Linked DNA regions of Homo sapiens: region 2 is linked to region 1. Evidence: read pairs that join two places in POLR2A ChIA-PET (ENCODE). Cell type or tissue: MCF 10A. All regions are shown on one strand. Each heading gives the region's core, and the rest is flanking DNA. Links, peaks and the distances in the headings are about the cores only. Region 1 overlaps DAAM1 (dishevelled associated activator of morphogenesis 1). Region 2 has its middle 59 kb from the start of GPR135.

Region 1 (12,059 bases), core at 3,678-8,677:
CCAGTATTTCTATAGCATTTCTTTGTAGCCTCTCCAACGGGATCATGGGCTGTTTGGCATCTTTGTCTGGTTGTCCCCAAATAACAATGTTGTTGATCTCGCACATATTCTAGGGATTTTCACCTGTCTCTGCCCCCTGCCCCTTGGTCTGGGCCTTAACTTTTCTGTGCTCTGTGGTGATAGTCTCTGAATGCTATAAGATCGTTCCATCCTTCTGTCTCATTGTTTTGGGGATGGGCTCACATTTTGAGTGGTTTTGGTCAATAAGTCCACGTTTGTTAGAGCCAGGTCTACCTAAGGTCAGCTGTGGGCACAAGCAACTATGATTCTAGACTGAACTCCAGGTTGCATCTGTAGGTGTGCCCTGTTCCAAGAGCAGAGAATAAGGGTATTTTGTGTTGTTAACAGTAATCCTGAGTGGTGAAGTTGCTCTGGGTAGAGTGCCTGTCTGTTTGCACGTGTGTTTTCCATGGTTCTCACTGATGTCCTCGAAGGTCTCAGACACCATGCAGGGAGGAATGATGTTTGCAGAGTCACTCCCTAATGGACCAGCCCCGCCCCTGCAACCTCTGCGGCTGGAATAGTCCTGGGGGAAATCCCTCACATTTGCCATGGAGAAACTCTTCATGCTGTCCTTTAAAGGTTTTATTTAATTATCAAAATAGTTAATGATTATGTTCTCAAGTCTCTTGGGGTTCTCTGTGTATGAACGGTTTAAAAGTATCTCCTGAACCCAAAATTTATTTTGAGAGCATTTTCTAGCTCCTTCACGTACCCTTCCCTCCCTTGCTGTAGACCAGTCACACAGAGTCTTTGCTCTGGGACAGTGGAGGTCTAGGCAGTGCTCTGCCCCTCCCAGGTGACCCTGCCTTCGAGTTGCTGCACCCAATGTGGTAACCCAAAGTGAAGGACTATGTGTAAAGCCACTTTAGTCCTCCTGCCTTCAGCTCCTATTGACAAGGTTGTATGTTTTAAAATTCCACAAGATCTGTTTACTGTGGAATTGCATCCAGCAAAATTCCTCCTTGAGGGAAAGGATTTCAAAATCTTGCCAAAAGGGCCTGCAGTGCAAATAGAGTGTGCTTCAAATAAATGCAAGAAATAAAACCAGTCTACTGAAGCAGAATCTGGACAAGTAGGATATTTTTTGACCTGGCCTGTCCTGATAATTCTGTGTGTGTCTTGCTCTCTGGTCATCTCCCACGCTCTTTCTTTTCCTCCCCATTTTACTATTTGTTCTTTACTTCCGTTTCCTCTATACAACACTCTTCCCAGACAAGTGTTGATGCCAGCATTTCCTTACTCCGATTTAGGATGTGCCTGGTGGCTGCTTTCATCCCCTCCTCTCTTGCTGCTTGCAGCTGCTGAGCTCTGATCTCAGATGAGAGAGAGAGCTATACGCTCTTCTTCCTCGGAACACATATCTTTATCCTTATTCCCAGATATTTGCTTGACTCCTGATCCTCTCTTAAAACTACCCACGCACAGTCCTTTACACAACTCTCCTTTGAGAGGGGACTGAGTTTTTAGTGTGGCTCCTACTGTGCACTTTTAGGTAACAAAAGAGATGTAGTGACTGTGTTATTCTGAACAGGGGACAAGTGGGCTCAGCACAAGTTTGCAGGGAGAGAGGGGACTGAGCAAATTAGTGAAAGGATCCTTGAGGCTAGAACTCAGTTTCCTTGCCCAATGGGTAAAAATCCAAGCTGAGGGAGGCTGGGGTGATGCTTTCCTCTCTCTTTTTCTTCCCTTCTTCTTGCCTTCCTCCCTTACTTCCCTGCACTGAGAAAGAACAAGATACATCCTGAACAGTGTCACCGTTTGAACTCAGGAACAGAAATGCCTAGAAGCTATCAGGCCCCCAGACCTATGAACTCCCTGGCATCTACTTCTGTCTTCCCCCACTTCCGTCCCATTAGGATGGAGGGGATGTCTCTTCCCTTCGCTCTGGCCCCATTCCTTTCTTCTAGTCAGGACCCCAGCTGGATTGACTGCCCCCTTCTCTATATCTGCAACCTCGCCCTCTCTACTCTTAGCTCATTCAAGTGTCAGCCTTTAGCACATAAACACACCCCTACATACAGCATCTGCACACATATACCACACATACACACCTACACACAGTGTGCATACACCCCTGCATGCACACCCTCATGCACACGCCCCTTACACACACACACACACACACGTCTTATGCACATGCCCCTCTCAAGACTCCACATCCCCATCTAGCTACTGTCTTCTCTCTGATGCAGCCAGAGTCTTGAAAGCCATCCACGCTCACTTTCTACCCACTCTGCTGCACTGTCCTCCTCCCCTCCCTAGAGCTCTTCTCAGGGGCACTTGCAACTTCCCTGTTGCCGGAGCCAGGGGACACTGCGGGGCCCTCATTTTTCTTAGTTTCTTGGGGGTGTTGGCACCCATGGCTGCATGCTGAAATGCTGTCTTCCCATGGCCCTGTGAGCCACGCAGGCCTCTCTGGCTGCATCTCCTTGGCCTCCTTTTGAAGGTTTTTCCTTTTCTTGTCCTGGCGCCTTGAATGCTGGTTCTCTTCAGCCCTGCTTTTTTTCTCTTGATGGCACCTCTTCTAATCTCACTGACACCTGTGCCTTCAGTAACCTACCTGTTAAAACCAATGCCATGCTTCAGCTTCCAAACACATCTTCCTAGGGCTTCAGACCCATTTGTCCAGCTGCCTACTAGAAATCATTACTTGCTTCCATGCAAACATTTTGAACATTAAACTCACCTTCTCCTCCCCATCCCGGCCCACCCTACCTCCAGCCTTCTCTTCCTTCAATTCATGTTCCCTGTTATGTTGTTGCCTAAGCCAGAAGCCCAGGCGTCATCTTTGACTCTTCCTCTCTCATATACCACAATCCATCAAGTCAAGCCAGTTCCATTTTAGTCTCATAAATAGCTCTAGAATCTGTCCACTAGCTCCACCCTATCCAGGCCACCATCATCTCTCACCTAGATTACTTACTATACCACTATCTAATCATTTTTAATCTCTTCTAATTCTTTTTCCATCCTGCAAGCACGGCAATTTTTTAAAAAAACGTAAACTCACTCTCCTACGTGAGATTTTTAAGGTATGTCCCAGTGCCCTCAAAGTAAAGACAGAACTTCTTATAAGGCCTTGCTACTCCCTGCCTTTGCCTACCCTGCCCTGCCCTCTCCCACTGATGTTACCACTGCCCTTCCACCTGCATAAGTGCTGTGCTGCCCGTTCCAGACCCCGGCACATAGTATACACTCTGCCTGGAATGTATTCCAGCCTCACACAACACCTGCCTGTAATTCCAATTCCCTCTCTCTGCTGATGACACCCAGACTAACTGCCTTTTCTGAGGTCCCTCAGTTAAATCCAACAAACATTTGAAAACCTACTAAATGGATCGTCTAATTCCAGCATCAAATTCTGGGGAGAGCCTCAAAGTCAAGAAGGTCAATGTTTTAAAAAAAAAAAAAAGTTAAGGGCATTTGATCTAGAAAACAGCATGAGTCCACAGGTCTTGCATACACATCCAAAACGTGTGTACCTTGAAAGGAAATCAGACACGTACAGAAGCACTGTTTCAGTTTTAAATATTTTACTATTTCTTCCACATCCCATGCTCATTTCTTCCTTCAAAATAAAATACGAAATTAAAAACATCAAATCCCACTGTGTTCCTCTCACCCAGCTCTGCATGGAAGGGGAAAAAAAAAGATTGAATTAGATAAACCAGAAAAATAAGAAAATGGAATGGAAACTACAAATGGAATTATTCATTCCAGCATGATGTAACAGAAAAAGGCACAGAGCTGGGAGTCAAGAGACCTAGGTTCTATTTCTAATCACTACCCACACTTGCTTTGTAATCCTGGGTGAGTGGCTTACTCTCCCTGGACCTCAGTTGTATCATATTCTGATGAGAGCATTGACTCCCTAAGGTCCTTCTAGTGGTCTGTGAAAAAGAGGTTCCAGTAGAGAACTCCCACAATTCTGATTTGAGAGGCAGTAGAGAACAGAAAGGTGCCAGGAATGAATCTTATACCCATTTAACTACTTCCAAGTAAAAATGAAAAGATTTAATCATTTCTATTGTATCTTAACCTGTGAGCAGAGCTTATACACTCAACAAGAGTTAACATTTTATCTTGGGACAGATTAACTGAAAGGGTGAAAAATTACTACATGGATTTAAGTGATAAACCTCAGTTTTAATATTCGTGTGTACTTTTCAGCTCTTGAAATTTGTTCCTGAAAAAAGTGACATTGACCTATTGGAGGAACATAAACACGAACTGGATCGGATGGCCAAGGCTGATAGGTTCCTTTTTGAGATGAGCCGGTGAGTTTGAAAATGCTGGGAATGTGAAGATGTCACTTCCCTTTCTAAGCTTCATGAATTTTCAATTCATGTTGAATTGTTTGGGCCAATTAACCTGGCTTAACTTGAAAGCTTTTTCATTCTAAAAATCTTCTCAAGTCTGAGTGATGTGGAATTTGTTCTGTTTATGTCACTTCTTGTCTATGGATGAGCCACGGTGAGGGTTTTTTCACAATTATCTCTATTTCTGGGCCCCTTTGGCCTTATCAAGTAATAACTTTTCTTGATTCCAGTCAGTATCATTCTCCTCACCAGTCTGATTTCTTGGGATAGTGTCTCATACTTCCAAGTAGCTTAGCATGGCAAGGTGGTTGTAAAACAAAAAAAAAAAAAAGAAAAAAAAATATATGGACAGACTCTGACAATGTCAGCCTCAAGCCCCCATAACTGAACAACCAGGGTCTAGATGTCAGATCATGACACATGCAGACATCACTAATCAATCATGGCACTCTTCCCACGGAGCCTTGGCAAGCTCTCTGAACCCTTCTCCAGAAAGCCCTGAGGCAGCCACAGCTTCGTAATTGGGTTTGGCATATGAGCTAAGTCGATCTGCTATCTCAGGCCTAGAAAATTGATTCCTCATTAGAGAAGGACCAGTGGTCCTGAAACTTTCAGTGAACCTCAGGGCACAGTTTTCTCCTTTAGGGGTGTAGAGAGGGTGCTCACTATGAAGACAGAGGGAGGTTTGCAGATGGGAGTGAGGAGAGGACAATGTGGGAAGCGGATGTTGGAGACCAGTTTTTACTTTGGAAAGTAAAATGGAAAGTTAAGAAATTTGGAATTTGGGAGAAGTGTACGGAACTGTCCTTTATTTGCAGTAGGGTATTCTTTACATTTTCATTCCCTTTTATCTCTTCTATGCTCAAAAGAGTTCCTGGGACTCTGAGGGAGGAGAGATGCGCTTCAGTCAACAGCAGCAGCAGCAGGCTCCCACTTTCTTTTAGCAGTTGCCTTGATGGGCGCTAAGGACTCTGCTGCAGTTGGCCAAGTAGCCCCTGTAGGTCAGACCAAAATGGGCTCTCCAGGCAAAGCTGGCTTAATGTCCTGTGTTCCTGTCCATGAGAACAACTAATGTATGTGTGTCGGGGGAGTGGGTGGGTATTGGGGGAGGTGCTTCTAGGTACCTCCACCTCCATATCTGTTATTAAGTGAACCTAGATATATTAAATGAATATCAATTAGTACATGTTTGCTCTTACAGAATTAATCACTATCAGCAAAGGTTGCAATCGCTGTACTTCAAAAAGAAGTTTGCAGAGCGTGTGGCAGAAGTGAAACCTAAAGTGGAAGGTAAAGTCAAGCTGTCTAGATTGGAAATGATGTTCATCATTACAACCCATTTAAAAGTGCAATCCAAGTGCATATAGTAAACAAGATCCCCTTGGTGATTTTTTTTTTTTTTTTGAGACGGAGTCTTGCACAGTTGCCCAGGCTGGAGTGCAGTAGCGCGATCTTGGCTCAGTGCAAGCTCCGCCTCCCAGGTTCATGCCATTCTCCTGCCTCAGCTTCCTGAGTAGCTGGGACTACAGGTGCCTGCCACCACGCCTGGCTAATTTTTTGTACTTTTAGTAGAGACGGGGTTTCACCACGTTAGCCAGGATGGTCTCAATCTCCTGACCTCGTGATCTGCCCACCTTGGCCTCCCAAAGTGCTGGGATTACAGGCGTGAGCCACTGCGCCTGGCCTGGTGATTTTTTATTTTATTTTTTGGCTCAAGGTCTTTCTTTTAAAATTCTGAGGGGTGATTACTTAAGGTCAGTGCTTGATGCACTGCCCTAGTCTCGGAGCTCACAGCACGCCTCCTGGGCTCCTCTACAGGGTTGGGCTTTTGACTACGAGGGTGTTGGTGAGGAGTTAATCTCACTGCTACTAGCATTAAACCTGTAATTAGCTTCCTCACAACAGAGCCTTAGTAGCTTTTTTAAAGGGAAGATTTGAGGCTGTTGTATGGTTTGATTTTTAAAATTTGTAAATGTTTGAAATGTGGGCAAGGCAACTGAAGAGCACAGCCACGGAACGCAGGCTGGAATCAGGCATCTGCCTAAGCTCTGATCCCTGTTATGACACCTGCAAGCTATGACATGTAACACATTTAACTAGTTTTCTGTCAGTGGAATTGATCAATACTCCTGTTAACCTGACTCACACCAGACAAGTAAGTGTTTGTAAAGAAATCTTGGAGATGGGATTGCTATTCTAGATATTCCTCAGTGCTTATGACTGATGAGTCAGCCAAGAAAGGCCTGAGAAAGGATAGGATTTTGCAGCTGTCTATGGGTGTTGGTAACAACTTGAGTTGGCTCTCCCTGTCCTTGTTCTTTGCTTCTGGTGTAAGCGTTTTGAAAGTGCTCTTGGTAACCCAATAACTCAGTCTTACATCTTCAATATCTGTTATTAAGTGTGTGAATTTAGAATGGGTATCACTGAAACATCTTGATTTCAAACAACGAAACACTTGGTAATCATGTTTTTATGTGTTTTGTTTTGAAGCAATTCGTTCTGGCTCAGAAGAGGTGTTTAGGAGTGGTGCCCTCAAGCAGTTGCTGGAGGTGGTTTTGGCATTTGGAAATTATATGAATAAAGGTCAAAGAGGGAATGCATATGGATTCAAGATATCTAGCCTAAACAAAATTGCTGACACAAAATCCAGCATCGACAAGTAAGTATGAGATCTTCCAACACTTGGGGGAGCCAGGTGTGTAGGTCCAGGCTCAGATTTATGCCTCTCTGGTCCTCCTCAGCCTTCATGACACTGCATTCTTCAGTTGGAACTTCTCTTTCTCACTACTTTCTTCCCTTCTCTGACATTGACTCTTCTCTAAACCTCTCTCATGACCGCAGGCATCTCCCACATTCCTGTTGGACCAATTATCCTTCATCCATTTTTGGTCCACTGGGACATCATCTGTTCTAAGTTTTGCTGTTGTTTTTGTTTTGTCCTGCCTTTTTAAAAAATTATTTTTTGTAAACTTTTTATTATAATATACTAAGAAGAGGTCAGTCATCACAAATGCTGGGCTTGATAATTTTTCACAAATTAAACACACCTGCATAACCAGCGCCCAGATCAAGGACAGAATGTTACCAGCACTCGACATCTCCCCATGACCCCTCTACAGAAAACTGTGTTCCACAGAAAAGAAAAAAACCGATAGTTGGTGTTAGAATATGAAGCTTTTGGGGTTTTTAGGTTGTGTTTTTATTTATACAGTGGAGGTAGCAACTATATTAAAAACTTATGTATAAATGCATTTTGGCTATTGATACTTAGTTGCTCATTGCAGGTCTCATTAAAATGCTTCCTAGAAAGTGTTCAATGCTGCATTTTAGGTGAACAGATTCTCATTAAAGACACCAAGATGTGAAAACGTTCTTGTGTCATTAACAGGGTAGGGTCATTAGGCATATTAACTTGAGTTTCCTTGAGAGCTCTGTTTCTCTGAGGTTCACACTGACTTCAAAGGAACTTGCACAATTGTTTCTAAGGTAAGCTTCTTCATACCCAAATTCTTTTTAGAAATATGGGCTGTTCACCCTAATTATTTCTAACTAATAGGGGCTTTTACCCTATATTTTCTATAGGGTTCGTGAAGCATAGTATTCTGGCAACCTTAAATCCATCCAAGAAGAAATAAGCAATGTGTTAATTTGTTGTTTTTGCATCGTGTAGAGATAGATTAATGAAGAGCAGCTGTTGTTATAGCCCTGCCACCTTATTTTTAATGTAAACACTTGATCCTTTTCAGAGCACTTTCACATTTGATTGTCCCACTAGCCTGTGAAGTACACAAGCCAAATACTGTTGTCACCTGTTGTCAGGTAAGAAACTGACTCAGGGTCAGGTGGCTCATTCAGCTTGCCTATGGTTACAACAAGCAAGGTATTCGGCCTTACAGGTATTTGACACCTGTGTTGTTGGTCCATCCACAGCTCTATTAGCAGCAGAAGGATCTTATTTGGAGGTTGAAGTAGGGAATGGAAGATCTTATTTGTGTCTAAAGAGCCTTTTTAAGGAAGGGCATTCTCTTCAACTGTACACACACAAAAGCAATCACCCATCCCCAATACTTACCAATAACCTGGCACTTACGTGATTATCTGCTTATTTACTGAGGTTACTACAGAATTTACATAAAGTACAAGCCTTTTCAAAAGAACAATCTGCAACTATTTCTGATCTTTCTGTTTCCTCTTTTTTTTCTGCCTTTAATATTTGGTCCCCAAATGCAGCGCCCACACCTTATACACCTGCATGCCTAGCAAAGTGCTTTGCCTGTAAGCAGTCACCCATGAACGTTGTTCAGTTGAATCTAATCAGATAGTGTAGGTGGTGGGACAGTCAGCAGGAAGGGTGCATTCACTCAGCATTGAAGGCTCAGTTACTGGTAATGAGCAGGGAAGAATCAAATGTGTGGCTGTTGCTGTTCCTTCTTTTAAGAATTTGCATTTAGTCAAATGAGGTATTATTTGGATCGCAAACAAATGAAGCTCAGGCATGGTTTTAAACCTTTCTATAGCAAGAAAGATGTGTATGGTTAATGCAATTAATTGAAATGTCTGTCAATAGCAAAGCATTTCTTTTAAAAAGTGAAAAAAATAGGCTCACTCTTCCTTGTGATGGCGGCTGGCATTTTGCTCACTCCTTGTACCCCTTAGGTAAGAAGTCTCTCAATAGCAAAGCATTTCTTTTAAAAAATGAAAAAAATAGCCTCACTCTTTCTTGTGATGGTGGCTGGCATTTTGCTCACTCCTTGTACCCCTTAGGTAAGAATCACATGGGCAGATGACAGGTAGGTTCTGTGAAGAGCAAAATTGAAATGGAGGCTGGGTGCAGTGGCTCACACCTGTAATCCCAGCACTTTGGGAGGCCGAGGCCGGAAGATCATGAGGTCAGGAGATGGAGACCATCCTGGCTAACGTGGTGAAACCTCGTCTCTACTACAAATAGAAAAAGTTATCCAGGCGTGGTGTCATGCGCTTGTAGTCCCAGCTACTCAGGAGGCTGGAGCAGGAGAATCGCTTGAACCCAGAAGGCAGAGGTTGCAGTGAGCCCAGATCGCACCACTGTACTCCAGCCTGGGTGACAGAGCGAGACTCCATCTCAAAAGAGAAAAAAAAAAATGAAATGGAAGGATGCAGCTGAACATATGAAAAATAAGTGGCCAAAATTGTTGGCCACTGTTTTGCTTTGGTGGGCAATTGTTTTCTAACTATTGAGAGACTGTGAGAAAAATAAGGATTTAAGGATTGCATTGTTTCTATGAAATGCAAGGGTAAAGAAAATTGTTTGAAAACTCTGATTCATTTTGGTTAGAGGTGAGTTGGAATACTGGGGTTTAGCATTGTGAATTAGCAAACTGCCTAAATTATGGAAATGTTTTTTAAAGGAATGTATTTTTACCCTCCTAATTCTAACTTCAACAGATAAGTAGTTCTTGATCCTGGTTGCTTGATAAAATCAACAGGGAGTTTTAAAGAATGCCCATGCCTGACTCCACCTCATTCCAATTAAATGAATCTCTGGGGTTAGCCCAGGCATCTGGAGTCCAGGTGATTGTAATGCGTAGCAGTCAGTGACAATGGGATCAGACCAACACAGTGTTGCCTAATAGATACTGTTATCCTACTTGCTGGCCTTTTCCATCCAGGTCAGTCAGAGTTCAGCCCTGTCACCACCAGAGAGGGAGCTGGCACAACCAACTGTTTTAACTACTAAGAGTTATGCAGTTAGGAGCTGAAGTGTTGCTAAATTAGGAAGTGGATTCAGGGCTGCTAGGATATCACATGGTGGCAGTTATGGCCCACTTCCAGGTTCAGCCCAGAGAAAGGGGGCTTTCTAACTTTCTGACCACCCTTTGGGTGAAACCTTATTAAAAACTATCAGTAGGCCAGACACGGTGGCTCACACCTATAATCCCAGCACTTTGGGAGGCCGAGGCGGGTGGATCACCTGAGGTCAGGAGTTGGGGACCATCCTGACCAACATGGTGAAACCCTGTCTCTACTGAAAACATGAAAATTAGCCGGGCATGGTGGCTGGCGCCTGTAATCCCAGCTACTCGGGAGGCTGAGGCAGGATAATCACTTGAACCCAGGAGGCGGAGGTTGCAGTGAGCTGAGATTGCACCACTGCACTCCAGCCTGGGCAACAGACCCCATCTCAAAAAAAAAAAAAAAAGTATCAATAATTGTCATCAGTGAGTTGCTGCTCTGTACTTTAGACTTAAGAATAGCTGCCCTTTTCGGTGGAATAAACATCCCTCACTCTCCACCCCACCCCACTCCACTCCACCCAAGCCTACTAGTTATAAACCTGCAGGGCACACCCCATTTTAGGGTGGATCCACTGGGAAGGTAAACTTGAGCTTGTCTCCACTGGCAGTGGTTCAGATTCACTTAGATCACCCATCACATTACCCAGATTTTGAAAGATGCTCATTATGGGCCACAAATGTAATTCTTATCCTCTTTTTAGAAATTGTGTGCTTTTTGACATATATCTATGCAATCCCCATGGAGGCTCTCCCATTATTCCTGTCTCTTGAGAATCCCTGCCTTACATGATCCTCCAAATTTTGAAGTTAATGCAGGTAATATAGCATTATTGTGGGTTCTACCATTTGAGCATATAAATCATATGCAGATATTAACTATTCATATATTTATGTAGTTTAAATGAAAATAATTTGAATGTTTAATACTCTTCCCTTCTTCAATTGTAGAAACATTACCCTTTTGCACTATCTCATCACTATTGTGGAAAATAAGTACCCCAGTGTTCTCAATCTAAATGAAGAATTGCGAGATATTCCTCAAGCTGCGAAAGTAAAGTAAGTACTTACAGTGAGTGTTAGTTTCTTAAATCACTTGGATTGTGTGTTAGCCATTGAGGTAGTTTGCACTGCATGAAGTCAGTCCTTCTATTTGTTTTCCCCTGATCATTGTATGAAATAAAGTTTGAATCTCATCCAAGTCACTCAAATGTATTACAAGGTTTTGAATATATGTTTGTTCTAGCTTCTTTGGAATACTGCATGCAATTTTTAACTTTCATACTTTTAAAGGGCAGGTGTTTTAAATACAGGTAGGAGCACCTTAGTTAAATAAAGATGCATGGCTAAGCAAATAGAAGACCTAAGTGTCAGAACATTGCAATAATTTTCACATATGCACACATACTCCCAGAAACCAAGGCGGCTCTTTAATGGGAAGCATTCTTTATGCAAATGAAGAAACTAAAAATAAAATGGAAAGTTGCCAAACTTTTACCACAAACTTCACACCACGTTTCAGAGACTGAGAAGCAGGCAATTTTCCTTGCTGTTTTTCCCTCCCTCTTTTGGCTCTTTTTTTAAAACATAAACTGCATCTTTTTGCAGTGAATTTGAAAAGTATAATGAGCAGGCTCATTTTTTCCCTCTGTTCATGGAATCTGGTGGAAATATACTAAATAAGGCATGAAATTAAATGAAGTATTGGTGAGTTTCTTTATATGTTGTAAATTATCTGGGAGAATTAAGTTTCAATCTCTAATGTTTAAAAGCCATGAAATAGAAAGTGTTGTGTATGGGAGAAGCCCAAGAACCTTTCTCTATTAAAAAAAAGATGAAAATAAAAACTAGTTAATACAACTTTAAGAAAAATCATTTTTGATTGCAACTTAAGCCATTACCTTGT
Region 2 (12,059 bases), core at 4,262-9,261, 53 kb after region 1:
AAATGAAAGAAAACAAATATAAATAATCTAAAGGACTCTCCCACAGTTAAATTAATTTGCAGAAGAAACCCTTGCCGACTCTACTAATAGCCTTGCTGATGGGACTGTAATATTTCAAGTTCTTTGATCCTTGGACAGTGATGGATACATTCTAATAAAGCTTAGCATTTACTCACCACTCTAGATGCTCCATCAATGTCTTCTGTTGATGTCTTTTTCCTTTAGATATATAACTGCACATGATCATCATGCTGTGTTACGTCAGTAAGATTTTTTTTTTTTTTTTTTTTGAGACAGAGTCTCGCTCTGTCACCCAGGCTGGAGTGCAGTGGCACAATCTCGGCTCACCGCAACCTGCGCCTCCTGGGTTCACGCCATTCTCCTGCCTCAGCCTCCCGAGTAGCTGGGACTACAGGCGCCTGCCACCACGCCAAGCTAATTTTTGTATTTTTAGTAGAGACCAGTGATGATGGTTACTTCTAGAGTTTTTATGGTTTTAGGTTTTACGTTTAAGTCTTTAATCCATCTTGAGTTAATTTTTGTATAAGGTGTAAGGAAGGGCTCCAGTTTCAGTTTTCTGCATATGGCTAGCCAGTTTTCCCAACACCATTTATTAAATAGGGAGTCCTTTCCCCATTGTTTGTTTTTGTAAGGTTTGTCAAAGATCAGATGGTTGTAGTTGTGTGGTGTTATTTCTGACGCCTCTGTTCTGTTCCATTGGTCTATATCTCTGTTTTGGTACCAGTACCACGCTATTTTGGTTACTACAGCCTTGTAGTATAGTTTGAAGTCAGGTAGCGTGATGCCTCCAGCTTTGTTCTTTTGGCTTAGGATTGACTTGGCAATGCGGGATTTTTTTTTGGTTCCATATGAACTTTAAACTAGTTTTTTCCAATTCCGTGAAGAAAGTCATTGGTAGCTTGATGGGATGGCATTGAATCTATAAATTACCTTGGGCAGTATGGCCATTTTCACAATATTGATTCTTTCTATCCATGAGCATGGAATGTTCTTCCATTTGTTTGTATCCTCTTTTATTTCATTGAGCAGTGGTTTGTAGTTCTCCTTGAAGAGGTCCTTCACATCCCTTGTAAGTTGGATTCCTAAGTAGTTTATTCTCTTTGAAGCAATTGTGAATGGGAGTTCACTCATGATTTGGCTCTCTGTCTGTTATTGGTGTAGAGGAATGCTTGTGATTTTTGCACATTGATTTTGTATCCTGAGACTTTGCTGAAGTTGCTTATCACCTTAAGGAGATTTTGGGCTGAGATGATGGGGTTTTCTAGATATACAATCATGTCATCTGCAAACAGGGACAATTTGACTTCCTCTTTTCCTAACTGAATACTCTTTATTTCTTTCTCCTGCCTGATTGCCCTGGCCAGAACTTCCAACACTATGTTGAATAGGAGTGGTGAGAGAGGGCATCCCTGTCTTGTGCCAGTTTTCAAAGGGAATGCTTCCAGATTTTGCCCATTCAGTATGATATTGGCTGTGGATTTGTCATAAATAGCTCTTATTATTTTGAGATACGTCCCATCAATACCTAGTTTATTGAGAGTTTTTAGCATGAAGCGCTGTTGAATTTTGTCAAAGGCCTTTTCTGCATCTATTGAAATAATCATGTGGTTTTTATTGTTGGTTCTGTTTATGTGATGGATTACGTTTACTGATTTGCATATGTTGAACCAGCCTTGCATCCCAGTGATGAAGCCAATTTGATCGTGGTGGATAAGCTTTTTGATATGCTGCTGGATTCGGTTTGCCAGTATTTTATTGAGGATTTTCACATTGATGTCCATCAGGGATATTGGTCTAAAATTATCTTTTCTTGTTGTGTCTCTGCCAGCCTTTCATAGCAGGATGATGCTGGCCTCATAAAATGAGTTAGGGAAGATTCCCTCTTTTTCTGTTGATTGGAATAGTTTCAGAAGGAATGGTACCAGCTCCTCTTTGAACCTCTGGTAGAATTCGGCTGGGAATCCATCTGGTCCTGGACTTTTTTTGGTTGGTAGGCTATTAATTATTGCCTCAATTTCAGAGCCTGTTATTGGTCTATTCAGAGATTCAACTTCTTCCTGGTTTAGTCTTGGGAGAGTGTATGTGTCAAGGAATTTATCCTTTTCTTCTAGATTTTCTAGTTTATTTGTGTAGAGGTGTTTATAGTATTCTCTGATGGTAGTTTGTATTTCTGTGGGATTGGTGGTGATATCCCCTTTATCATTTTTTATTGCATCTGTGTGATTCTTCTCTCTTTTCTTCTTTATTAGTCTTGCTACCAGTCTATCAATTTTTACAAAAAACCAGCTCCTGGATTCATTGATTTTTTGAAGGGTTTTTTGTGTCTCTCTCTCTCCTTCAGTTCTGCTCTGATCTTAGTTATTTCTTGCCTTCTGCTAGCTTTTGAATTTGTTTGCTCTTGCTTCTCTAGTTCTTTTAATTGTGATGTTAGGGTGTCAATTTTGCATCTTTCCTGCTTTCTCTTGTGGGCATTTAGTGCTATAAATTTCTCGCTACACACTGCTTTAAATGTTTCCCAGAGTTTCTGGTACGTTGTCTTTGTTCTCATTGGTTTCAAAGAACATCTTTATTTCTGCCTTCATTTTGTTATTTACCCAGTAGTCATTCAGGAGCAGGTTGTTCAGTTTCCATGTAGTTGTGCAGTTCTGAGTGAGTTTCTTAATCCTGAGTTCTAATTTGATTGCACTGTGATCTGAGAGACAGTGTGTTGTAATTTCTGTTCTTTTACATTTGCTGAGGAGTGCTTTACTTCCAACTATGTGATGTGGTCAATTTTGGAATAAGTGCAATGTGGTGCTGAGGAGAATGTATATTTTGTTGATTTGGCTGTAGATGTCTATTAGGTCCGCTTGATGCAGAGCTGAGTTCAAGTCCTGGATATCCTTGTAAACCTTCTGTCTTGTTCATTTGTCTAATATTGACAGTGGGGTGTTAAAGCCTCCCATTATTGTGTGGGAGTCTAAGCTCTTTGTGGGTCTCTAAGGACTTGCTTTATGAATCTGGATGTTCCTGTATTGGGTGCATATATATTTAGGATAGTTAGCTCTTCTTGTTGAGTTGATCCCTTTACCATTATGTAATGGCCTTCTTTGTCTCTTTTGATCTTTGTTGGTTTAAAGTCTGTTTTATCAGAGACTAGGATTGCAACCCCTGCTTTTTTTTTGCTTTTATTTGCTTGGTAGATCTTCCTCCATCCCTTTATTTTGAGCCTATGTGTGTCTCTGCATATGAGATGGGTCTCCTGAATACAGCACACTGATGGGTCTTGACTCTTTATCCAATTTGCCAGTCTGTGTCTTTTAATCAGGGCATTTATCCCATTCACATTTAAGATTAATATTGTTATGTGTGAATTTGATCCTATCATTATGATGCTAGCTGGTTATTTTGCTCGTTAGTTAATGCAGTTTCTTTCTAGCATTGATGGTCTTTACAATTTGGCATGTTTTTGCAGTGGCTGGTACTGGTTGTTCCTTTCCATATTTAGTGCTTCCTTCAGGAGCTCTTGTAAGGCAGGCCTGGTGGTGACAAAAATCTCTCAGCATTTGCTTGTCTGTAAAGGATTTTATTTCTCCTTCACTTATGAAACTTAGTTTGGCTGGATATGAAATTCTGGGTTGAAAATTATTTTCTTTAACAATGTTGAATATTGGCCCCCACTCTTTTCTGGCTTATAGAGTTTCTGCTGAGAGATCCGCTGTTAGTCTGATGGGCTTCCCTTTGTGGGTAACCCGACCTTTCTCTCTGGCTGCCCTTAACATTTTTTCCTTCATTTCAACCTTGGCAAATCTGACAATTATGTGTCTTGGGGTTGCTCTTCTCGAAGAGTATCTTTGTGGTGTTCGCTGTATTTCCTGAATTTGAATGTTGGCCTGCCTTGCTAGGTTGGGGAGGTTCTCCTGGATAATATCCTGCAGAGTGTTTTCCAACTTGGTTCCATTCTCCCCGTCACTTTCAGGTACACCAATTAAGCGTAGATTTGGTCTTTTCACATAGTCCCATATTCCCTGGAGGCTTTGTTCATTTCCTTTTACTCTTTTTTTTTTTCTAAACTTCTCTTCTCACTTTATTTCATTAATTTGATCTTCCATCACTGATACCCTTTCTTCCACTTCATTGAATCGGCTACTGAAGCTTGTGCATGCATCATGTAGTTCTCATGCCATGGTTTTCAGCTCCATCAGGTCATTTAAGGTCTTCTCTACACTGTTTATTCTAGTTAGCCATTCATCTAATCTTTTTTTCAAGGTTTTTAGCTTCCTTGCAATGGGTTCAAACATCCTCCTTTAGCTCAGAGAAGTTTGTTATTACTGACCTTCTGAAGCCTACTTCTGTCAACTCATCAAATCATTCTCCATCCAGCTTTATTCCATTGCTGGCGAGGAGTTGTGATCCTTTGGAGGAGAAGAGGCACTCTGGTTTTTAGAATTTTCAGCTTTTCTGCTCTGGTTTCTCCCCATCTTTGTGGTTTTATCTACCTTTGGTCGTTAATGTTGGTGACCTACAGATGGGGTTTTGGTGTGGATTTCCTTCTTGTTGATGTTGATGCTATTCCTTTCTGCTTTTTAGTTTTCCTTCTAACAGTCAGGTCCCTCAGCTGCAGGTCTGTTGGAGTTTGCTGGAGGTCCACTCCAGACGCTGTTTGCCTGGGTATCACCAGCAGAGGCTGCAGAACAACAAAGATTGCAAAACAGCAAATATTGCTGCCTGATCCTTCCTCTGGAAGCTTCGTCCCAGAGAAGCACCCACCTGTATGAGGTGTCAGTTGGCCCCTATTGGAAGGTGTCTCTCAGTCAGGCTACACGGGGATCAGGGACCCACTTGAGGAGGCAGTCTGTCCGTTCTCAGAGCTCAAACACTGTGCTGGGAGAACCACTGCTCTCTTCAGAGCTGACAGACAGGGACATTTAAGTCTGCAGAAGTTTCTGCCACCTTTTGTTCAGCTATGCCCTGCCTCCAGAGGTGGAGTCTACAGAGGTAGCCAGCCTTGGTGAGCTGCAGTGGGCTCCACTCAGTTCGAACTTTCCCAGCTGCTTTGTTTACCTACTCAAGCCTCAGCAATGGTGGACGCCCCTCCCCCTGCCAGGCTGCTGCCTTGCAGGTTGATCTCAGTCTGCTGCACTAGCAGTGAGTAAGGCTCCATGGGCATGGGACCCACTGAGCCAGGCACGGGATATAATCTCCTGGTGTGCCATTTGCTAAGACCATCAGAAAAGCACAGTATTCAGGCGGGAGTGTCCCATTTTTCCAGGTACAGACAGTCACAGCTTCCCTTGGCTAAGAAAGGGAAATCCCCTGACCCCCTGTGCTTCCCGGGTGAGGCAATGCCCCACACTGCTTCAACTTGGGTGAAGCATCCCAGATCGACTTCAGACTGCTGTGCTGACAATGAGAATTTTTTTTATTATTTTTTATTTTTATTATACTTTAAGTTCTACAGTATTTCAAGCCAAAGGATCTTAGCTTGCTGGGCTCCATGAGGGTGGGATCTGCTGAGCTAGACCACTTGGCTCCTTGGCTTCAGCCCCCTTTCCCAGGGAGTGAACAGTTCTGTCTCACTGGCATTCCAGGCACCACTGGCGAATGAAAAAAAAAAACTCCTGCAACTAGCTCGGTGTCTGCCTAAACGGCAGCCCAGTTTTGTGCTTGAAACCCGGGGCCCTGGTGGTGTAGGCACCTGAGGGAATCTCCTGGTCTGCAGGTTGTGAAGACCGTGGGAAAAATGTAGTATCTAGGCCAGAATGCACCATTCTTCACAGCACAATCCTTCACGGCTTCCCCTGGCTAGGGGAGGGAGTTCCCTGACCCCTTGCACTTCCTGGGTGAGGCTACCTCCCCACCTTGCTTTGGGTCACCTTCCATAGGCTGCACCCACTGTCTAACCAGTCCCAATGAGATGAGGCAGGTACCTCAGTTGGAAATGCAGAAATCACCCACCTTCTGCATTGATCTTGCTGGGAGCTGCAGACTGGAGCTGTTCCTATTCAGCCATCATACCAGCAACTCCTAGACATTTCTTTATGTCCTTGAAACATTTTCAGGGAGATGGCAATGCCTGTCTGAAGCATTAGTGCTACAGATGTGGGCTTGGAATGAACCTGGGAGTGTCTGGACTCCCGGAAGGATTGAAGTCTATCAACTATCTTTGAGAACCAGAGTGAAAACAAAGAAGCAAGGTCTATTGTGTATAATCTGCTATCACTGTGTTGTCATTTCCTGAGCCACGTTCTTATCAGCAGTGGCTCTGTTGCCAAATTTCAATTCAAAAGAGCGTTACAAGGTGAAAAAAAAATCCAAATTTTTAGTAGTATTTCCTAGGTAGTAAACACAGGATTTCCTGCATCCGAAATGACTTCAACAAATTGCCTGTTCCTTCAAACGTGATCTGTTGACAAATTTGGACTCTGTTCCTTTAGGTACAGATAAGCTTACTGATGGAAAACTCCTCCAGCTGAGCAAGGGATTTTTGCCAGCTATCCTGCTCTAACAGGCCTGGGAGCCACAGGAATGAGTTTTCATTTCAAATGGATTTCTATTTGGCGTTAATATTTTGTGTGTTTACATCTTGTCTCCCCATGTAGAATATACAATCCATAAGTGTTGGAATCACTCTTCTCTTCTGAGAGCTCAGGCAGGCAGCATGGTGATGAATAAAAAGGAAGGTAGGTGGTAAATAAATGCTTTTGGTTCATTGGTTTAAGAAATAATAAGATGGAAGACTTCTGAAGGATTGACTCAATTTCTGAATACTGGCATTTGTTTCTGGTAGGGAAAGACAGACTTTCCAACTCACAATCTCCACAGGAAGGATGCTCTGTTGACAAAGGGGCAGGAATCTCCCCCTCTCAGATATAATTCTGGTAACACCAGGATAATTTGTAAATCTGCATTAGAAACAGCTCTTTTCCCTATTTCCCATTCTTAATAAAGTGCTTGTGATGAACTGAGTGAAATTCTCTCCCCAGACTTCAGTCACTCTTTGTTTTAAAATCCTCCGTTAGTGCGTTGCTTGCGGAAGCATGTGGTTTCACAATTCCCAGTACACATTTTTGCCCTGAAACTCATTTTTACTTTAGTCATCACAATGATGTACCAGGGAGTCATAGCAACCACTCCAGTTTGCCAAAGGACAGAGAATAGACAGGATATAATCAAAATTCTACAGAAATATACTATTCATGCCATTATATGGAAGTCACCAAGGAGGAAACCTTTCCAGAAAAAGCTAGGGTAAATCTTCAGAGTGAGCCTTGTAATGCATCTTCTATAATGGTTCTCCAGTTGCTGTCGAATACAGCAATGTCCAGGTATGTAATGTGTCCAGTTACATACCTGGACACATCCATGTGAGACACTTTTGGGCTCACAGAGCACAAATCTGTAGCTTCATTGAATTTTCACTGTTCATTTTGTTAGTCTCCTGGGCTTGGTTGTTGAGAACCCAAGAATATATATCTGTTCCCATGCCTCCAAGCTTCAGTGAATTAATGAAAATGAGCTCATTAAAATATGACCATATAAATTTCCATGATTAACATTTGAGAGGGAATTCCTTTACAGAAAAATAGTACTAACTGCCACTTATTAAGGCCAGGCACTGAAACAAGCATTTCCCACAGAACAACCCAATAAAACCCCCAACGAAGTATTTTTGGTCATATTTTACAGATGAGGAAACAGAAGCTCAGGAAAATTAAGATATTTAATCGAGGTCATACATAATTTAATTGTGATCTAACTGGAACTCTGGGCTCTTAACAAATACTGAATAAAAAAGAACCACAAAAGAAACTGCCATTATCTCCTTAATTTTTTTTGTCTTCTATGTTAATGCTGCTATTTTACAAGTTTAAATCTTGAAATGAGAACAGAGCCTGCAGCTAGTTCTCTGGAGCCAAGGCATCACTTTGGTTCTCAAATGGGAATTCTTTAATGATTGAACAGTAGAAGTATGGAACAGCCATAGAATCCTGGGCTTGGAGGGGACCTCAAAGGCACTATACTGGACACTTGATTTTTTATTCTCCTAACATCCCTCTTTTCTGCTAACCATCCCCTGCCTGATCAGATGAGCAATCAAAATGTCCCACACCCCCAGACCAAGGGATAGACATGTGACCCAAGCAAGGCAATCAGCACTGAGGAACACCAAGTCTGGTCCTGATGACAACTCCTGAAGAGACTGCCCTTTTAGTTCCTGTGTCTCCAAACCCAGGAGCTTCCCTGATTCTGGTTTCCTTTCTGAAGCTTAATTCTTCAGCTTTCCTAGCAATTTTGAAAACTGGCCAAAGTCAGATTCTGTTGTTTGCAAGTGAAGGTCCTAACTGATGCAAATGACTAATCTGGGGTCTTCATAGGGCTGATGAGCCAGATAAGCAAGACACTGGGTCCCCATTTCTGCTTAAGCAAAAGCGATCTGTGTGAACCAAGGGTTTTGTTATTAAAGAAAAACTTGAAATGTCACTAATCTAGTCCAAGCACCCTCAGTCTCCGGTAGCTCAATTATGATCATCCAGCCCAGCCCTTAGATCCTTTAATTTTGTTTTTTATACTAATTTATTTTGAAAATTAACTAAAATGCCAAGAATGAGAAAATGACACCTAAGGAATCCCTTTAATTGTCCAAAAATTTGTACCCAGTCAAGAGACAGACTGGGAAATAATTGCCATCTGAACTCACCTATTGACAACTTTTTCAAACCTACTTCCAAATCACATCTGAACTTTCCTTTAAATAACTTATTTATTTATTTTTGAGATGTAGTCTTGCTCTTGTAACCCAGGCTGGGGTGCAATGGCATGATCTCAGCTCACTGCAAACTTCACCTCCCAGGTTCAAGTGATTCTCCTGCCTCAGCCTCCCAAGTAGCTGGGATTACAGGCACCCACCACCATGCCTGGCTGATTTTTGTATTTTTATTAGAGACAGGGTTTCGCCATGTTGGCCAGGCTGGCCTCGAACTCCTGACCTCGTGATCCACCCACCTCAGCCTCCCAAAGTGCTGGGATTACAGACGTGAGCCACTGCGCCTAGCCTAGATAACTTATTATTGTCAATATGGCCGGAAGGGAGGTTCCAAGATGGCCGAATAGGAACAGCTCCAGTCTACAGCTCCCAGTGTGAGCAACGCAGAAGACAGGTGATTTCTGCATTTCCAACTGAGGTACTGGGTTCACCTCACTGGGGGCATGTCGGACAGTGGGTGCAGGACAGTGGGTGCAACGCACCAAACGTGAGCCGAAGCAGGGCAAGGCATCGCCTCACCCGGAAAGCGCAAGGGGTCAGGGAATTCCCTTTCCTAGCCAAGGGAAGGGGGGACAAATGGCAGCTGGAAAATTGGGTCACTCCCACCCTAATACTGCACTTTTCCGACGGTCTTAGCAAACGGCACATCAGGAGATTATATCCCGCGCATGGCTCAGAGGGTCCTACGCCCACGGAGCCTCGCTCATGGCTAGCACAGCAGTCTGAGATCGAACTGCAAGGTGGCAGCAAGGCTGGGGGAGGGGCACCCACAATTGCTGAGGCTTGACTACGTAAACAAAGCAGCACAGAAGCTCAAACTGGGTGGAGCCCACCGCAGCTCAAGGAGGCCTGCCTGCCTCTGTAGACTCCACCTCTGGGGGTAGGGCATAGCCGAACAAAAGGCAGCAGAAACCTCAGCAGATTTAAATGTCCCTGTCTGACAGCTTGGAAGAGAGTAATGGTTCTCCCAGCATGGAGTTTGAGATCTGAGAACAGACAGACTGCCTCCTCAAGTGGGTCCTGGACCCCACGAGTAGCCTAACTGGGAGGCACCTCCCAGTAGGGGCAGACTGACACCTCACATGGCCGGGTACTCCTCTGAGATGAAACTTCCAGAGGAACAATCAGGCAGCAACATTTGCTGTTCAACAATATTCACTGTTCTGCAGCCTCTGCTGCTGATACCTAGGCAAACAGGGTCTGGAGTGGACCTCCAGCAAACTCCAACAGACCTGCAGCTGAGGGTCCTGACTGTTAGAAGGAAAACTAAAAAACAGAAAGGACATCCACACCAAAACCCCATCTGTACCTCACCATCATCAAAGACCAAAGGTAGATAAGACCACAAAGATGGGGAAAAAACAGAGCAGAAAAACTGAAAATTCTAAAAATCAGAGCACCTCTCCTCCTCCAAAGGAACACAGCTCCTCACCAGCAATGGAACAAAGCTGGATGGAGAATGACTTTGACAAGCTGAGAGAAGAAGGCTTCAGATGGTCAAACTTGTCTGAGCTAAAGGAGGAAGTTTGAACCCAACGCAAAGAAGTTAAAAACCTTGAAAAAAGATTAGATGAACGGCTAACTAGAATAACCAATGCAGATAAGTCCTTAAAGGACCTGATGGAGCTGAAAACCATGGCAGGAGAACTACATGATGAATGAACAAGCTTCAGTAGACAATTCAATCAAATGAAAGAAAGGGTATCAGTGATGGAAGATGAAATGAATGAAATGAAGCAAGAAGAGAAGTTTAGAGAAAAAAGAACAAAAAGAAACGAACAAAGCCTCCAAGAAATATGGGACTATGTGAAAAGACCAAATCTACGCTTAATTGGTGTACCTGAAAGTGACGGGGAGAATGGAACCAAGTTGGAAAACACTCTGAAGGATATTATCCAGGAGAACTTCCCCAACCTAGCAAGGCAGGCCAACATTCAAATTCAGGAAATACAGAGAACACCACAAAGATACTCCTCAAGAAGAGTAACTCCAAGACACATAATTGTCAGATTCGCCAAGGTTGAAATGAAGGAAAAAATGTTAAGGGCAGCCAGAGAGAAAGGTCGGGTTACCCACAAAGGGAAGCCCATCAGACCAACAGCTGATCTCTCGGCAGAAACTCTACAAGCCAGAAGAGAGTGGGGGCCAAAATTCAACATTCTTAAAGGAAAGAATTTTCAACCCAGAATTTCATATCCAGCCAAACTAAGTTTCATAAGTGAAGAAGAAATAAAATCCTTTACAGACAAGCAAAGGATGAGAGATTTTGTCACCACCAGGCCTGCCCTACAAGAGCTCCTGAAGGAAGCACTAAACATGGAAAGGAACAACTGGTACCAGCCAATGCAAAAACATACCAAATTGTAAAGACCATCGATGCTACGAAGAAACTGCATCAACTAACGAGCAAAATAACCAGCTAACATCATAATGACAGGATCAAATTCACACATAACAATATTAGCCTTAAATGTAAATGGACTAAAGGCTCCAATTAAAAGACACAGACTGGCAAATTGGATAAAGAGTCAAGACCCATCAGTGTGCTGTATTCAGGAAACCTATCTCACGTGCAGAGACACACATAGGCTCAAAATAAAGGGATGGAGGAAGATCTACCAAGGAAATGGAAAACAAAAAAAAGGAAGGGGTTGCAATCCTAGTCTCTGATAAAACAGACTTTAAACCAACAAAGATCAAAAGAGACAAAGAAGGCCATTACATAATGGTAAAGGGATCAATTCAACAAGAAGAGCTAACTATCCTAAATATATATGCACCCAATACAGGAGCACCCAGATTCATAAAGCAAGTCCTTAGAGACCTACAAAGAGACTTAGACTCCCACACAATAATAATGGGAGACTTTACACCCCACTGTCAACATTAGACAGATCAATGAGACAGAAAGTTAGCAAGAATATCCAGGAATTGAACTCAGCTCTGCACCAAGCAGACCTAATAGACATCTACAGAATTCTCCACGCCAAATCAACAGAATATACATTCTTCTCAGCACCATACCGCACTTATTCCAAAATTGACCACATAGTTGGAACTAAAGCACTCCTCAGCAAATGTAAAAGAACAGAAATTATAACAAACTGTCTCTCAGACCACAGTGCAATCAAAGTGGAACTCAGGATTGAGAAACTCACTCAAAACTGCTCAACTACATGGAAACTGAACAACCTGCTCCTGAATGACTACTGGGTACATAATGAAATGAAGGCAGAAATAAGGATGTTCTTTGAAACCAACAAGAACTAAGACACAACATGCCAGAATCTCT

The links. ChIA-PET counts read pairs that join two places held together with the same protein. Peaks named below come from ENCODE experiments on the same cell type or tissue, not always from the same donor. Only the 100,000 strongest peaks of a DNase experiment are listed, where the experiment ranks them.
Region 2: POLR2A ChIA-PET joins it to region 1 with 6 read pairs; 6 of 35 experiments call an interaction of 5 or more read pairs at or near these places.

What each region holds. Positions count from the first base shown.
Region 1 is chr14:59,348,293-59,360,351 of GRCh38, forward strand. It overlaps DAAM1 (dishevelled associated activator of morphogenesis 1), which reads left to right. Exons shown (of 25, transcript NM_001270520.2): 18 at 4,234-4,340; 19 at 5,584-5,672; 20 at 6,873-7,041; 21 at 11,105-11,212. Among named protein-coding and RNA genes, the nearest start is that of GPR135, 110 kb to the right of the region's middle. In MCF 10A, for the core only: no CTCF peak of the experiment used is centred there; DNase peaks (open chromatin) are centred at 4,849 and 6,499.
Region 2 is chr14:59,400,362-59,412,420 of GRCh38, forward strand. No RefSeq gene overlaps it. Among named protein-coding and RNA genes, the nearest start is that of GPR135, 59 kb to the right of the region's middle. In MCF 10A, for the core only: no CTCF peak of the experiment used is centred there; a DNase peak (open chromatin) is centred at 7,080.